Regions from separate parts of the Homo sapiens genome. Here region 2 is linked to region 1. Evidence: read pairs that join two places in POLR2A ChIA-PET (ENCODE). Cell type or tissue: OCI-LY7. All regions are shown on one strand. Each heading gives the region's core, and the rest is flanking DNA. Links, peaks and the distances in the headings are about the cores only.

Region 1 (8,201 bases), core at 1,050-6,049:
CGCCACTGCATTCCAGCCTTGGTGACAGAGTGAGACTATCTCAAAAAATATATATATATAGTACAATAACCTACTTATCTCTCCCAAATTTAGTCTCTCTCCGTACTCTAATCTCTGTCCACACTGCCATGAAAATTACTTTTTGAAATCTCACAGTTCATTAGGTCTACATTGTACTAAAGACTATTTGGCATTTCTTACACGGTATGAGTATATATGTATATAATTCAAAAGAAACTATTTTTGGCCAGGTGCGGTGGCTCATGCCTGTAATCCCCACACTTTGGGAGGCCAAGGTGGGTGGATCACTTGAGGTCAAGAGTTTGAGACCAGCCTGACCTACACGGTGAAACTGTCTCTACAAAAAACACAAAAATCTAGGCATTACCATTCAGGACATAGGCATGGGTAAGGACTTCATGTCTAAAACACCAAAAGCAATGGCAACAAAAGCCAAAATTGACAAATGGGATCTAATTAAACTAAAGAGCTTCTGCACAGTAAAAGAAACTACCATCAGAGTGAACAGGCAACCTACAGAATGGGAGAAAATTTTTGCAACCTACTCATCTGACTAAGGGCTAATATCCAGAATCTACAATGAACTCAAACAAATTTACAAGAAAAAAACAAACAACCCCATCAAAAAGTGGGCGAAGGACATGAACAGACACTTCTCAAAAGAAGACATTTATGCAGCCAAAAAACACATGAAAAAATGCTCATCATCACTGGCCATCAGAGAAATGCAAATCAAAACCACAATGAGATACCATCTCACACCAGTTAGAATGCCAATCATTAAAAAGTCAGGAAACAACAGGTGCTGGAGAGGATGTGGAGAAATAGGAACACTTTACACTGTTGGTGGGACTGTAAACTAGTTCAACCCTTGTGGAATTCAGTGTAGCAATTCCTCAGGGATCTAGAACTAGAAATACCATTTGACCTAGCCATCCCATTACTGGGTATATACCCAAAGGACTATAAATCATGCTGCTATAAAGACACATGCACACGTATGTTTATTGTGGCATTATTCACAATAGCAAAGACTTGGGACCAACACAAATGTCCAACAATGATAGACTGGATTAAGAAAATGTGGCACATATACACCATGGAATACTATGCAGCCATCAAAAATGATGAGTTCATATCCTTTGTAGGGACATGGATGAAATTGGAAATCATCATTCTCAGTAAACTATCGCAAGAACAAAAAACCAAACACCGCATATTCTCACTCATAGGTGGGAATTGAACAATGAGAACACATGGACACAGGAAGGGGAACATCACACTCTGGGGACTGTTGTGGGGTGGGGGCAGTGGGGAGGGATAGCATTAGGAGATATACCTATAGCTAAATGACGAGTTAATGGGTGCAGCACACCAGCATGGCACGTGTATACATATGTTAACTAACCTGCATATTGTGCACATGTACCCTAAAACTTAAAGTATAATAATAATACAATTAAAAATAATAATAATTAAAAAAACACAAAAATTAGCCAGGCGTGGTGGCGTGAGCCCATAATCCCAGCTACCGGGAGGTGGAGGTTGCAGTGATCCCAGATCGTGCCACTGCACTCCGGCCTGGGCGACAGAGTGTGATTCTGTCTCATTAAAAAAAAAAAAATTTTTTTAAATTTCATGCCTGTAAAATAAAGTCTGAAGTATGGGACAGGAGGTCATTTTACATTCTTGTTCCAAACAGTCTTTCCAGGCACATCTCCTGCCACTGCCTTCCAACCACTCTTGTCCTCCACCTCTTCTCAATTCTAATTCCCCCCATCTATTTTCTTTCCCAGACTAAATATGCATGTTCACTTCTCTAGTTCTTTGGAATTCCCTCTGGTAGAAAAGCTCTCCCTTTAAGTCCCACCCCACTGCATCATTTGTCAAAGCTCTACTCTTCTTTAAGGTCCAATTCAGATATCGAACCTTCTCTCTATATACACATACTCCAATGTGGTCAGAATTTATTATCCATTCTTTTATGTTTCTATAGCCCTTCATTTATACATCTCTTCTAGCTTTGAAATCTCTGCCTTTTTGTTCATTGTGCTTATTTTTCATTTATTCAACATTCATTCAAAAAATATTTATTGTCTACTATATTCCAGGTGCTGGTATCTGTTTTAAAAAGACAAACATAGGTTCCTCCACCACTAAAACAGTCTTCTAAGTCCTCATGGAGTTCAGATTCTACTTGTAAGTTCTGAGTTTTTTGTATGTCAGTATTGATAGGGACAGCAGACAGCCAAGGGACCCTGGGGAAACCCTGGCTGCCTTCAAGCCTAAAACCAGACTGCTGGTCCCGGATGAAGGCTGCCCTTTCCTGACTGATTCTCCCTGCATAATGCCCACCTACGCCCTGGGAGGACGGGGTGGAGCCTCGCGAAGTTCAGGCCGTTTGTAGGTGGAGGAGCCTGGCCTCCTCAGTTCCTGTGTGGTGACTTGGCATTCAATCTGTGAGGCAGGAAACCTGCTATCAGGACTCTTTCTCACTTTGCTGAGAATTCCTCTTTCCTTTTTTTCTCTTCACCGAATAAACCCTATAATGTGTCTGTCTGCCTAAATTTTCCTGATCGTGTATTGAGAACCCGGTTTTTCTACAATAGTATCACCTTCCCCAGTACCAAACAATTTCCTTCCTGTATAGAGCAGGCACTCTACAGCTATGACTGCCTGTTTCTCCTTTCCCTAGATATCCATTTGTCTAAAATTAACAAGGTGTAGGCACCAGAGGCGACAGAGGGCTCAGGTGTGGTGGGTTGGGTGGGGGCCCGCTGAACTGACCAGCGGCATTTCAGCTCATTTACCCCCACCCATCAAAACCCTGGAGCCAGGTCCGTTCAGCCGACCGTCACCATGACCAACGCAGATAGCGAGGGCGGAAACCTCCGCCACCAGCTGGACAGCAACAAACAGGACCTGAGCCTCAGCAACCTGGATGAAGACCCGGTCAAGGAGCTGGCTGCCCTTCCAAAGACTACCACACTGGATCTGTCTTGTAATAAATGACTATTGTGCCGGGCACGGTGGCTCACGCCTGTAATCCCAACACTTTGAGAGGCCGAGGAGGACGGATCACCTGAGGTCAGAAGTTCAAGACCAGCCTGACCAACACGGAGAAACCCTGTCTCTACTAAAATACAAAAAAAATTTGCCAGGCGTGGTGGTGCATGCCTGTAATTCCAGCTACTCGGGAGGCTGAGGCAGGAGAATCGCTCTAACCTGGGAGGCCGAGGTTGCAGTGAGCCGAGATTGCGCATTGCACTCCAGCCTGGGCAACAAGAGTGAAACTCCATCTCAAAAAAATAAATAATGACTATTCTCCCGTCGGATTTCTGTGGCCTCACACACCTGGCGAAGCTAGACCTTAGAAAGAACAAGCCGCAGCACCCACCAGCAGACTTGGGCCGTTTGGTCAACCTCCAGCACCTGGCTCTCCTCAACAACAGGCTGGTCACCTTGTCGTCAGCTTTGCTCAGCTGAAGAACCTGAAGTGGCTGGACCTGAAGAATAACCTCTGGATCCCGGCCTGGCCAAGGTGGCAGGTGATTGCTTGGGTGAGAAGCCATGGAAACAGCATGCAAACAAGGCATCACAACACATGAAGGCTGTACAGACAGACCACAAGTGGGAGAGGCAGCAGGGTTGGAAGTAGAACGAGAGGCAGAGAAGTATGAGGCAAAGCAGCGAGCTAAGGAAGCTCAGGAGAGGAAATGCGGAAGCGGGAGAAGGCAGAGGAGAAAGAGTGCCAGAGAAAGGAGTATGATGCCCTCAAAGCAGCCAAGCGGGAGCAGATCATACCTACCAAGGAAACAAATTAGGCCCCCAAATCTAAGTCCGAATCCTGCCCCTGCAAGCCACTCCCCCGGAAGCACACTCGTTTCTGGGCTGTGCTGAAACTGCTGCTGCTGCTGCTTTGTGCAGCGGGGGCGCTGGTTGCTTGTCAGGTGACACAGCTACAGCAGCTGCCCCTTTGTGTCCGGAATAATGGGTTCTTGGTCTTGCTGACTTCCAGAATGAAGCTGCGGACCCTCGCGGTGAGTGTTACAGTTCTTAAAGATGGTGTGTCCAGAGTTTGTGCTTTCAGATGTTCAGATGCGTCCGGAGTTTCTTCCTTCTGGTGGGTTTGTGGTCTCACTGACTTAAGAAGTGAGGCGCAGACCTTTGCTGTGAGTGTTACAGCTCTTAAAGACAGCGCATCTGGAGTTGTTTGTTCCTCATGTCCGGAGTTGTTGGTCCCTCCCAATGCGTTTGTTCGTCCCTCCCAATGCGTTTGTTCGTAGTCTCACTGGCTTCAGGAGTGAAGATGCAGACCTTCACGGTGAGTGTTATAGCTCATAAAGGCGGCGTAGACCCAAAGAGTGAGCAGCAGTAAGATTTATTGCAAACAGAGAAAGAACAAAGCTTCCACAGCACAAAAGGGGACCTGACCGGGTTGCTGCTGCTAGCTCGGGCAGCCTGCTTTTATTCCCTTATCTGGCCCCACCCACATCCTGATGATTCGTCCATTTTACAGAGAGCTGATTGGTCCGTTTTGACAGGGTCCTGATTGGTGCATTTACAATCCCTGACCTAGACACAGAGTGCTGATTGGTATACTTACAATCCTCTAGCTAGACATAAAAGTTCTCCAAGTCCCCACTAGATTAGCTAGACACAGAGCACTGATTGGTGTGTTTACAAACCTTGAGCTAGACACAGAGTGCTGACTGGTACGTTTACAAACCTTGAGCTAGACACAGAGTGCTGATTGCTGCATTTACAAACCTTGAGCTAGACACAGAGTGCTGATTGCTGCATTTACAATCCTTTAGCTAGCCATAAAAGTTCTCCAAGTCCCCACCAGATTAGCTAGATACAGAGTGCTGATTGGTGCATCCACAAACCCCGAGCTAGACACAGAGTGCTGATTGGTGCATATACAATCCTCCAGCTAGACATAAAAGTTCTCCAAATCCCCACCCAACTCAGGAGCCCAGCTGGCTTCGCCTAGTGGATCCCACGCCAGGACCACGGGTGGAGCTGCCCACCAGTCACCCACCCACACTCCTCAACCCTTGGCGATGGGACCAGGCACTGTGGAGCAGGCGGCGGTGCCCGTCAGGGAGGCTCGGACCATGTGGGAGCCCACCGCGTGGGGGCTCAGGCATGGCAGGCTGCAGGTCCTGAGCCCTGCCCCATGGGGAGGTGGCTGAGGCCTGGTAAGAATTCAAGCCGGGTGCGGACAAGCCAGCAGTGCTGGGGGACCCGGTGCCCCCTCCACAGCTACTGGCCCGGATGCTAAGCCCCTCATTGCCCAGCGCCAGTGGCGCTGGCAGGCTGCTCTGAGTGCGGGGCCTGCCGAGCCCGCGCCCACCTGGAACTGGTGCTGGCCCGCGAGCACGCAGCCCTGGTTGCCACCCGCGCCTCTCCTTCCACACCTCCCTGCACGCAAAGGGAGCCAGCTCCAGCTTCTGCCAGCCCAGAGAGGGGTTCCCACAGTGCAGCGGTGGGCTGAAGGGCTCCTCAAGTGCGGCCAGAGCAGATGCCAAGGCCGAGGAGGCACCAAGAGCAAGTGAGGGCTGCTAGCACATTGTCACCTCTCACCTTTGCACCAGCGTGAACACCATCTGTGACAATGTGGTCCAGGGTCTGCACCACCATGAGATCCTCCAGACCGACTCTCAGCAGTGAGCTTGTCCCCAGCACCTGCTGCCTCCCAGCCTTGGAGCTTGGATTCCTATGGAATTGGGCTCTGCTGGACACAAACTCTTTTTAGCATCAGACCTACCTGCCATCATCAAATGGCTGCTGATTGGTACTTGAGACCTCCTCTTTGTAGGACTTCTTCATTCCTTAGTCAGGGTTTCCTGGTGGAATGAGGAGAAATGGGAGGTGGTGGGGGACAGTTACCTGCATGCCTAAAGGAATAGGCTTGGGGGTGGGGAGAAAGAAAACATAGCCATTTCTAGTTGTTACACAAAGCTGTGTAAAGGCTCATTTCTACTAAATGGTCAGCTGTCACCAAAAAAAAAAAAAAGTGTCATGAGACCTTTATGAAACATGCCAATAGGGTATGGGAATTATCTAACTATTTTGAAGGAATCTAAGTAATTAAACAAAAAATGCCACTGTCCTAACTAATAGCAGTTAACCAACTCATAATAGGAGTCACCCAGAGAATTTTTTATCATCTAGAAGTAATGGCTTGTTTCATTACTGGATGATGATGCCTCTCGAGTCTTTATTATGCACCAGGCACTGTCTGAGAGCTTTCAGTATTCACTCATTTAATCTTCTCAACAACTCTAAGTAGTATGTTATCTCTTTTTCAAAAAAAAAATAGATATGGAAACAGAAAGATGAGTTAAATTCTTTGCCCAAGATAACAAAACTGGCAAGGGATGGAGCTGGCATTTGAACTCAGGGAGGCTAGCTTCAAATTCTGTGTTCTCCACTACACATTAATGATGTAGACAGTGAAAATCTTTCCCAATGTGTGATAGACTAAAATCATTGATAGATGATTACTAATGCAAGAAGACTGTTACACAAGTGGTTGTAATTTCTGTTGGGCTCTTTATATGTAAGGAATAGAGATGTATTCTGTTTATTCAAAGTAGTGTAACATGAGGAAGGATAGCAATATAAGTTAACACATACACGGAACTCAGGGAAAGCAGGAATCACTTAGAATCTGCCTCATAGAGCCAGAAACTAGAAGGCCATTCAGATTTTTAAACTTCCCTAGGGACCTGAGAAGCAGGACTTTATGAATTTTTCTTACTCTAACATTCCACCGTTAACATATCTGCTCCTGTCTGACCCCTTCTTTTACTGTTATCAACTGGTTTTCTTTTCATTCTTCTCAGTTAAATCCCTGAGAAGAATCTGGTTGAATCAGCACAAAAATACTTAGATGGAGCCTTTTTTCCCAGGCCCACTCCTGAAGAACTAGCATGCCATGGCTGACTGTGCTTGAGTCCAATTCCCTCTGTAGCCAACCAACGAAAGGCTGGAAGGAGGGAAAGGACAAGGTCACTTTGTCCAAAACAGTTGAGCTGATGCAAGGTCTGGGCATGGGTAGCTTCCATGGAAAAGTGCCATTTGCAGGGCAGACACTCTTGTATAAGAATCTCATAGCCTGGCGCGGTGGCTTTTGCCTGAATCCCAGCACTTTGGAAGGCCGAGGTGGGCGGATCACCTGAGGTCAGGAGTTCGAGACCAGCCTGACCAACGTGGTGAAACTCCATCTCTACAAAAAATGCAAAAATTAGCTGGGTGTGGTGGCAGGTGCCTGTAATCCCAGCTACTCAGGAGGCTGAGGCAGGAGAATCACTTGAAGCTGGGAGGTAGAGGTTGCAATGAGCAGAGATCGCGTCATTGCACTCCATCCAGGGTGACAGAGGGAGACTCCGTCTCAAAAAAATAAAAATAATCTCATGCTGGTCAGGCACGGTGGCTCACGCCTGTAATCTCAGCACTTTGGGAGGCCAAGGCGGGCAGATCACTTGAGGTCAGGAGCTCGCGACCAGCCTGGCCAACATGGTGAAACCCCATCTCTAATGAAAATACAAAAAAATAGCCAGTGTGGTGGCAGGCGCTTGTAGTCCCAGCTACTTGGGAGGCTGAGGCACAAGAATCGCTTGAACCTGGAAGGTGGAGGTTGCAGTGAGCAGAGATCCTGCCACTGCACTCCAGCCTGGGTGACAGAACAAGACCCTGTCTCAAAAAAAATAATAAAAATAAAAAAGAAGAATCTCATGCCTTGTATAAGAATTAAGAATGTGTGGTCATTACCTTCAATATCAGCATAGATTTAGAGACTTTTGTTTATAATAAAATACTTAATATGTTTGGAAGCTTTATAAACTCTCATCTGAATTACTACAATTGCCTGCCAACTGTGTTCTTCTTTCCACCCTAGGTTCCTTATCATCTATTCTCCATTCATAACACAGCCATAGTGATCCTTCTGAAGTATCTCAGACATCTCAACCCCCACCGCCCCATGACCTCTCCATCATCACACTCCAAGTAAAAGCATCTTGACAATGGCCTACAAAGTGTACATGATCAGCCGGGTGTCGTGGCTCACGCCTGTAATCCCAGCACTTTGGAAGGCTGAGGCAGGCAGGTCACTCGAGGTCAGGAGTTCGAGACCAGCCCAGCCAATACGGTGAAACCCCATCTCTACT
Region 2 (8,201 bases), core at 1,084-6,083, 150 kb after region 1:
AACCAGAAATACCATTTGACCCAGCAATCTCATTACTGGGTGTATACCCAAAGGAACAGAAATCATTCTATTACAAAGATATATGCATGCATATGTTCATTGCAGCACTATTCACAATGGCAAAGACATGGTACCAACCCAAATGCCCATCAACGATAGACTGGATAAAGAAAATGTGGTACATATACACCATGGGATACTATGCAGCCATAAAAAGGAATAAGCTCATGTCCTTTGTAGGGACATGGATGAAGCTGGAAGCCATTATTCTCAGCAAACTAACACAAGAACAGAAAACCAAACACTGCATCTTCTCATAAGTGGGTGGGAACTAAACAATGAGAGCACGTGGACACAGGGAGGGGAACAGCACACCCTGGGGCCTGTTGGGGGATGGGGGGAAGGAGTGTATCAGGATAAATAGCTAATGCATGCTGGGCTTAATATCTAGGTGATGAGTTAATAGGCAGCAAACCACCATGGCACGTTTACCTATGTAACAAACCTGCACATTCGGCACATGTATCCCAGAACTTTATAAAAAGGAAAAAAGCATTTATTTATTTATTTATTTATTTATTTATTTATTTATTTATTGAGATGGAGTCTCGCTCTGTCATCAGGCTGGAGTGCAGTGGCACTATCTCAGCTCACTGCAACCTCTGCCTCCTGGGTTTAAGTGATTCTCCTGCCTCAGCCTCCCGGGTCGCTGGGATTACAGGCATGTGCCACCACACCCAGCAAATTTTGTTTTTTAGTAGAGACGGGGTTTCACCATTTTGGTCAGGCTTGCTCAAACTCCTGACCTCAGGTGATCCACCCGCCTCGGCCTCCCAAAATGCTGGGATTATAGGTGTGAGCCACCGCGCCCGGCAACTAAGAAGCATTTAATAAAGGGAAGCCAACAGGAATGTTGTGATACAGTTGCCACCTCCCAGCCTAAAGAGGCAAGAGAGGGGGACCAGTTACTGGGACTGAAGAGAAGAGCTAAATGGATAGGACTTCCTCAAAGAAGCTGTGACCTTAGTTGGAAGATACAGCCAACTAACAGCAATCCAGGTGGAGACCGATAAAAGACCGAGAAATATTCAGCCTCATTTCCGCATCCCCTTTGATGTCCTACTAGTCTCTCTTTTCCCCTCTCTCCCCAGGCAGAGGGCAAATGAACCTGTCATCTATACAGATCAGCCTTTTGGGGACAGAGCAGAACAGAGAATAGCGTGTGGGAAACAGAAAACATCCTGTACCACTGCAGATGCCTTTTTTTTCAGATGACTGCTTGGGATTAGTGTTCTACAGAACACACTGGGAAAAGTTGACATTATTCATTTTTTAAAGATATCCAAACTGACACATACATATACACACATGTTCTGTTTTTTTAGAGGTGGCAATACACACAATTTTTGGAAGTGATAATATAATGGAGGTATCTACAGTAATATGAAATAGCTCATTCATTCAATTTCAATTTAATTATTTTATTTTATTTTATTTTATTTTATTTTATTTTATTTTATTTTATATTTTTTTGAGATGGAGTCTCGCTCTGTCACCTAGGCCGAAGTGCAGTGGTTGTGATCATGGCTCACTGCAACCTCTGCCTCCTGGGTTCAAGCAACTCTCCTGCCTCAGCCTCCTGAGTAGCTGGGACTACAGGCATATGCCACCACGCCAACTAATTTTTATGTTTTTTTTTTTTTAGTAGAAATGAGGTTTCCCCATGTTGGCCATGCTGGTCTTGAACTCCTGATCTCAGGTGATCCTCCCGCGTTGGCCTCCCAAACTGCTGGGATTACTTTTAAAGAGTTTCTGCACAGCAAAAGAAACTATCATCAGAGTGAACAAACAACCTACAGAATGGGAGGAAATTTTTGCAGTCTATCCGTCTGACAAAGGTCTAATATCCAGAATCTACAAGGAACTTAAACACATTTACAAGAAAAAACACAACCCCTTCAAAAGGTGGGCAAGGTACATGAACAGACACTCTCAAAAGATGACATTTGGCCAGCAGCGGTGGCTCATGCCTGTAATCCCAGCACTTTGGGAGGCCGAGGCCGGTGGATCACGAGGTCAGGAGATGGAGACCATCCTGGCTAACACCGTGAAACCTCCGTCTCTACTAAAAATACAAAAAATTAGCCAGGCGTGGTGGTGGGCGCCCTAGTCCCAGCTACTCAGGAGGCTGAGGCAGGAGAATGCCGTGAACATGGGAGGCGGAGGTTGCAGTGAGCCAAGATCACACCACTGCACTCCAGCCTGGGAGACAGAGCAAGACTCCGTCTCAAAAAAAAAGAGATGACATTTACGCAGCCACCGTGCCTGGCCATTACTTTCCAATCATGAAAAAAAAAATAAAGATTTTATAGTGAAATGATAAAAAGAATTGCCCTTGGGAACTTCTTTAGTTACAGGCATGAGCCGCTGCACCCGGCTGTCAAGTGTTGATTTTTGGGGGAGTGACAATATAATGTCCATTTCACTTCTGACTTGCAGAATATAGTCACAAACTTGGTCATTTTTTGCAAAAATATTTCAGGACTTTAATTTTTCCAAAGGCCAGCCTTAGCCAGTTATTATTTAGATAATTTTGTCTTGAAGCATCTAATACAGCATCCATATAAATTTTCATTTGTTTCCATTTTTAATTGACTTAACTCTGCTAGATCCTTATCTGACAATAACTTTTGTTATTATTTGAGCAGTTCTCAAACATCACTTTCATTGACTTTGTCAGTCTAAACAACAGAGAGAGGCTCTCTAAAAGAAAAGGTACTTATTTGGGAATAGGGCATTGCAGTGAGATTATTCATGCCAGAGTAAACTATGTGCATATTCAGGGAGGTAAAGGAACACAAAGGTTTTTAAGAAAAGAATGAGGATGACATAATTGTTTTCAAATAATTATCTTTGGCTGCAAAGATCAATAACAAGGGTGACGTCAGTCCAGGATTGGATAGTCAGTTGCTGGGCAGATGTCCTTGCAAAAGAATTTGTTGTGTAAGGTTGCAATGGCCTTTGTGCAAGGTTGGTTTTTGTAGTCTTTGTGATAGTCTTTGTTATCAAGCATAAAAGCATGAGAACCCTCTCTTCATGGCCTTTCCTGGCTCTAGAGTTTTGTTGCTGTTTTTGTTGTTCTGACGTTAATGATTGCATTTTGATTCTGACAACTTTCACAACTTCATAAAATTCAGCAACTTAAATTCCAGTTTCACTTGTTTACATTGTGTTATTGGCTACATTCATTGGCAAGAAGACCAATAAATAGGTTTGGATATACTGGACACTACTAGTGCTAAAATAAAGACCATTTTACAAGTGGACGTGCACTAGAACTTCATTAACATAGGAACTCAAAACAATGAATATACAGCTAAAAGCCCCTAGATTGAAGGAATAAGCAACAGAGTTCAACTAGATCAAATGGGACTTGGGTAGGTGTGATTCATTATAATTCTTTTATTCAGTTACCTGTTTATTAGAGACCTGCCCACACTAGAGGCCAAAAAATAGTGTTGATAAGATGATGCCACAGAACTTCACCAGTAACTTCCATTTCTTGTCAATGAAGAATCCAGCCTGAGAGAACTAACTCAACAGCAGGTTTCTTTAATTATCATAATAATGCAAAATCTGTAACATGATAAAATCTGCAACCAGGCTTGCCCCCAGTTTCAGCACACTGTATCTAAATATCTGTTTCCTTTGCAAGGAAACTGTTTCAGAAAAATCTCTACTGAGGTATTTCCCCTAACTTGAATGCAATCATAAGAAAAACAGACAGTTGGCCGGGTGCAGTGGCTCATGCCTGTAACCCCAGCACTTTGGGAGGCTGAGACAGGTGGATCACCTGAGGTCAGAAGTTCGAGACCAGCCTGGCCAACATGGTGAAACCCTGTCTCTACTAAGAATACACAAATTGGCCGGGTGTGGTAGTGCATGCCTGTAGTCCCAGCTACTCAGGAGGCTGAGGCAGGAGAATCACTTGAACCTGGGAGGCGGAGGCTGCAGTGAGCCAAGATCATGCCACTGTACTCCAGCCTGGGTGAGACAGAGCAAGACTCCATCTCAAAAAAAAAAAAAAAAAAAAAAAAAATCAGAGAGTTACCGGGCACGATGGCTCACGCCTGTAATCCCAGCACTTTGGGAAGCTGAGGCAGGCAGATCACGAGGTCAGGAGATCGAGGCCATCCTGGCTAACATGGTAAAACTCCGCCTCTACTAAAAATACAAAAAATAATAATAATAATAACCAGGCGTGGTGGCACGTGCCTGTAGTCCTAGCTACTCCGGAGGCTGAGGCAGGAAAATTGCTTGAACCCGGCAGGCAGAGGTTTCAGTGAGCTGAGATCATGCCACTGCACTTCAGAGCGAGACTCCATCTCAAAAAAAAAAAAAGAAAAAAAAAGAAAAGAAAAAATCGGGCAGAATGCTAAAAAAACAGCTCTGTAAATGTTTGTTCTTTTCTGTTTTACTAGTTAGTATTTTACATCTATGACTTAATTTTTATCATGTATGCTAGGATCTTAAATTTTCAGTCTTGAGGGAGCTATTCAGTTTTTCAATTTGCTAGAATCCAGAAATCATGCATTAATTCCATAGACACTCATTGCATGAATATTACATCCTATGTATCAGGCAACGAAGACAAAGTGGTGAGGACAAACCCAGTCATTGCCTTCGTGGAATTTAGACTAGCAGGTCGAAATTTAAACATGAACTACTGGCTATAGTATAATAAAAACAAGTAATCTAAACCAAAACAACTTCTCCTTAGAGGTTCTGGATTGCAAAAGAAACATTAAAATGCCCCTGCTGCAAAAGTATATTCAAATAATTTTCATGGGTAGCTAGCTATCAGCTGGATGCTATTAAGATACAGATTTAAAGAAAGCGAATATTGGCCAGGCATAGTGGCTCATGCCTGTAATCCCACCACTTTGGGAGGCCGAGGAGGGTGGATCAGCTGAGGGTCAGGAGTTTGAGAACAGCCTGGCCAATATGGTGAAACCCTGTCTCTACTAAAAATACAAAAATTAGCTGGGCATGGTGGCAGGCACCTGTAATTCCAGCTACTTGGGAGGCTGAGGCAGGAGAATCACTTGAACCCAACAGGCAGAGGTTGCAGTGAGCCAAGGCCTCACCATTGCACTACAGCCTGGGGCAACAAGAGTGAAACTCCATCTCAAAAAAAGAAAAAAAGGAAAGAAAAACAAAGCAAATATTTAGACATTAATTAAATAATACTTGTAGTTATGCTAGTTAAAATATGCTATGTATAAAAATAAATACAGCCAGGTTTGATAGTGCTCGTTGGTGCATCTGAATATTCAAACCCGTCACAGAAATGCAGCTCGAAAAGTAAAAACTTGACAGGATAAACTTCCAAGTATAAATATTGGCATTAAGTTGCTTGCCTGGCTGCATATATAAATCAGGCTGTTCCTTGTAGAAGAAGATCTAAAATTTACCAACAATTTCTATTTGAAAAATGAAACCAAAGTCTAGAAATACTACTATGGTCCACCAGTCAGGTTTGGGTTTATGGTCAGGGGAAGGATGAAGGCTTGACCTAAGTCCATAAAACATTGGGTCAATGTGGTAGCTAGTTCCTAAGATGGCGCCTAACGGTCCTTGCCTCATTGTATTTATACCCATCAGTGGTCCCTTTTCCATGTTGTATCAGAGTTAGTCTGTGTGACCATCAGAATATGGCAGAAGCGATGGTGTGTCTTTTCTGAGATTAGGTTATAAAAGACTGAAGCTTCTATCTTAGGCTTTCATTTTTCGGGAAGCTAGCTGCCACATCTTGCTGTTAACTAAGCACCCTATGGAAAGGCCCATGTGGAAAGAAAATGAGATTTCTAGCTTCAGCCAGTGAGGCATGAGCTCAGCCAAACACCGAGTAAACTTGGAAGCAGACCCTCTAGACTTCAGATAATTGCAGCAACCTTCAGCCAGAAACATGCAACTAAGCTGCTTCTGGATTCCTCACCCACAGAAACTTTTTTTTTTTTTTTGAGGCAGGGTCTCGCTCTATGGCCCAGGATAGAGCGCAGTGGTGCGATCTCAGCTCACTGCCACCTCCGCCCCGAGTTCAAACAGTTAATTCCAGGCGCACGCCACCATGCTCCGCAAATAATTTTTGTACTTTTAGCAGAGACAGGGTTTCACCATGTTGGCCAGGTTGGTCTCAAACTCCTGAACTCAAGTGATCTGCCCGCCTCAGCCTCCCAAAGTGTTGGGATTACAGGCATGAGCCACGGCTCCAGGCCTGGATATCTGATGTACAGAAACTTTGAGATAAATGTTTGTTGTTTTAAGTTGCAAAATGTAGGAGTAATTTGTTATGCAGCAATAGATACCTAATACAACACCCCCCACCATACTAGATAATTTGAAGCAAACCCCAGAAGCAATATCATTTCATCTGAATATATTTCATTGTGGATTTCTAAAAAATAATTTCTTTTTTCTAAACATACCATCATATTATCACACTTAGAAATGAACAATAACTGCTTAATATAATCAAGTATCCAATGTATCTAATCACTGCTCAAGTTTCTTTATCTCATTTTTTTTAAGTTTATTCAATTTAGGATTCAAATAATTTCCATACATTGCAACTGGTTGGTATATTTCTTTTATAGGTTCTTTCTCAATTTTTTTTTGCAATTTATTTGTTGAAAAAATTGGGTTGTTTGTCCTGTAGATATCCTATATTCTAGATTTTGCTGACTGCATTCACAGGGTGGATTTTTTTATGTATATATTTTTAAAAACTTTTTTCTCAAATGGATTCTGACAGTTCAATGGTGCTATTGAACATGCTCCTCTCTCTTGTATTTTCTGTAAATTGGTAATGACAGAGACTTGTTCAGATTAAGAGTTTTTTGTCTGCTTGATAATATTGCATTGTAGGTGGCACTTTTATTAGGAGGCACATAGTGTTAGATAGCTCCTTTTTGGGAATTTTTTTTTTCCGAGTTGGAGTTTTGCTCTTGTTGCCCAGGTTGGAGTGCATTGGTGCGATCTCAGCTCACTGCAACCTCTGCCTCCCGGGTTCAAGTGATTTTCCTGTCTCAGCCTCCTGAGTAGCTGGGATTACAGGTGCCCATCACCACGCCCAGCTAATTTTGTATTTTTAGTGGGGGTTTCATCATATTGGTCAGGCTGGTCTCGAACTCCTGACCTCAGGTGATCCACCCGCCTCAGCCTCCCAAAATGCTGGGATTACAGGCGTGAGCCACCACACCTGGCTTCCCCTCATTATCTATATGCATACAAGAAAGGCAGAATAAATGTATGATATGTGTTCTTTATCAGATTTCAAAATAATGAGTTGGTTTCCTTCTGTGCCCTGAAGATGATCAGTAGGGTTTTTTAAAGCATCATTATGAATTTATGGCTTTAAACATATTTGTTGCACTTTAATCTATTGCAATAGATTAATCCATTATTCATATTAGTGGTCAAATCATCCTGTCTTTGAACAGTGGCAGCTTCTTCAAGTTGGCACCATGTGTTTTTGATATGATCCCAGTAGAATTGATCATTTCTTTGCTTTTTATTATGACATGATGATTTAGCCTCATCATATACTTATTCTGGTCCATATCTAGAATCAGTCATTCCTCCAAGAAGCATCAATTCCATTTATTTGGAAATGGTATTTATAACACAGTCTGCGTAATACATGTTATTTTTACTGGGTTGGTCATTATCTCCAGGTCTTTTCAGTGGACAAAGGTAAAAAAAATACTTTTAAAAAAGAAGCATAACCACAAAAAAGAATGAAATCATATCCTTTGCAGCAATGTGGGTGGAGCTGGAGGTCATTATCATAAGTGAACTAACTCAGAAACAGAAAACCAAACACTACATGTTCTCACATATAAGTAGGAGTTAAACAATGGGTACATATGGACATAAAGATGAAAATTATAGACACTGAGGACTCCAGAAGAGGGGAGGGTGGGAAGGGAGCAAGGGCCGAAAAATTACCTTTTGGGTACAATGTTCACTATTTGGGTAATGGGTAAACTAGAAGCCCAATATCCACCAATATACCCACATAGCAAGCATGCACCATATCCTCTGAATCTAAAATACAATTTTTTTTTTTGAGACAGAGTTTTGCTCTTGTTGCCGAGGCTGGAGTGCAATGGCGTGATCTTGGCTCACTGCAACTTCAG

What was found. ChIA-PET counts read pairs that join two places held together with the same protein. Peaks named below come from ENCODE experiments on the same cell type or tissue, not always from the same donor. Only the 100,000 strongest peaks of a DNase experiment are listed, where the experiment ranks them.
Region 2: POLR2A ChIA-PET joins it to region 1 with 6 read pairs; 3 of 35 experiments call an interaction of 5 or more read pairs at or near these places.

Annotation. Positions count from the first base shown.
Region 1 is chr6:63,437,886-63,446,086 of GRCh38, forward strand. It overlaps a transcript of LGSN not described here and the pseudogene LOC642554. Among named protein-coding and RNA genes, the nearest start is that of LGSN, 120 kb to the left of the region's middle. In OCI-LY7, for the core only: CTCF peaks have their summits at 3,984 and 4,184; DNase peaks (open chromatin) are centred at 3,946 and 4,496; H3K4me3 peaks cover 1,209 bases; H3K27ac peaks cover 1,027 bases.
Region 2 is chr6:63,587,193-63,595,393 of GRCh38, forward strand. No RefSeq gene overlaps it. Among named protein-coding and RNA genes, the nearest start is that of PTP4A1, 19 kb to the left of the region's middle. RefSeq lists an enhancer at 2,752-3,046. In OCI-LY7, for the core only: no CTCF peak of the experiment used is centred there; no DNase peak of the experiment used is centred there.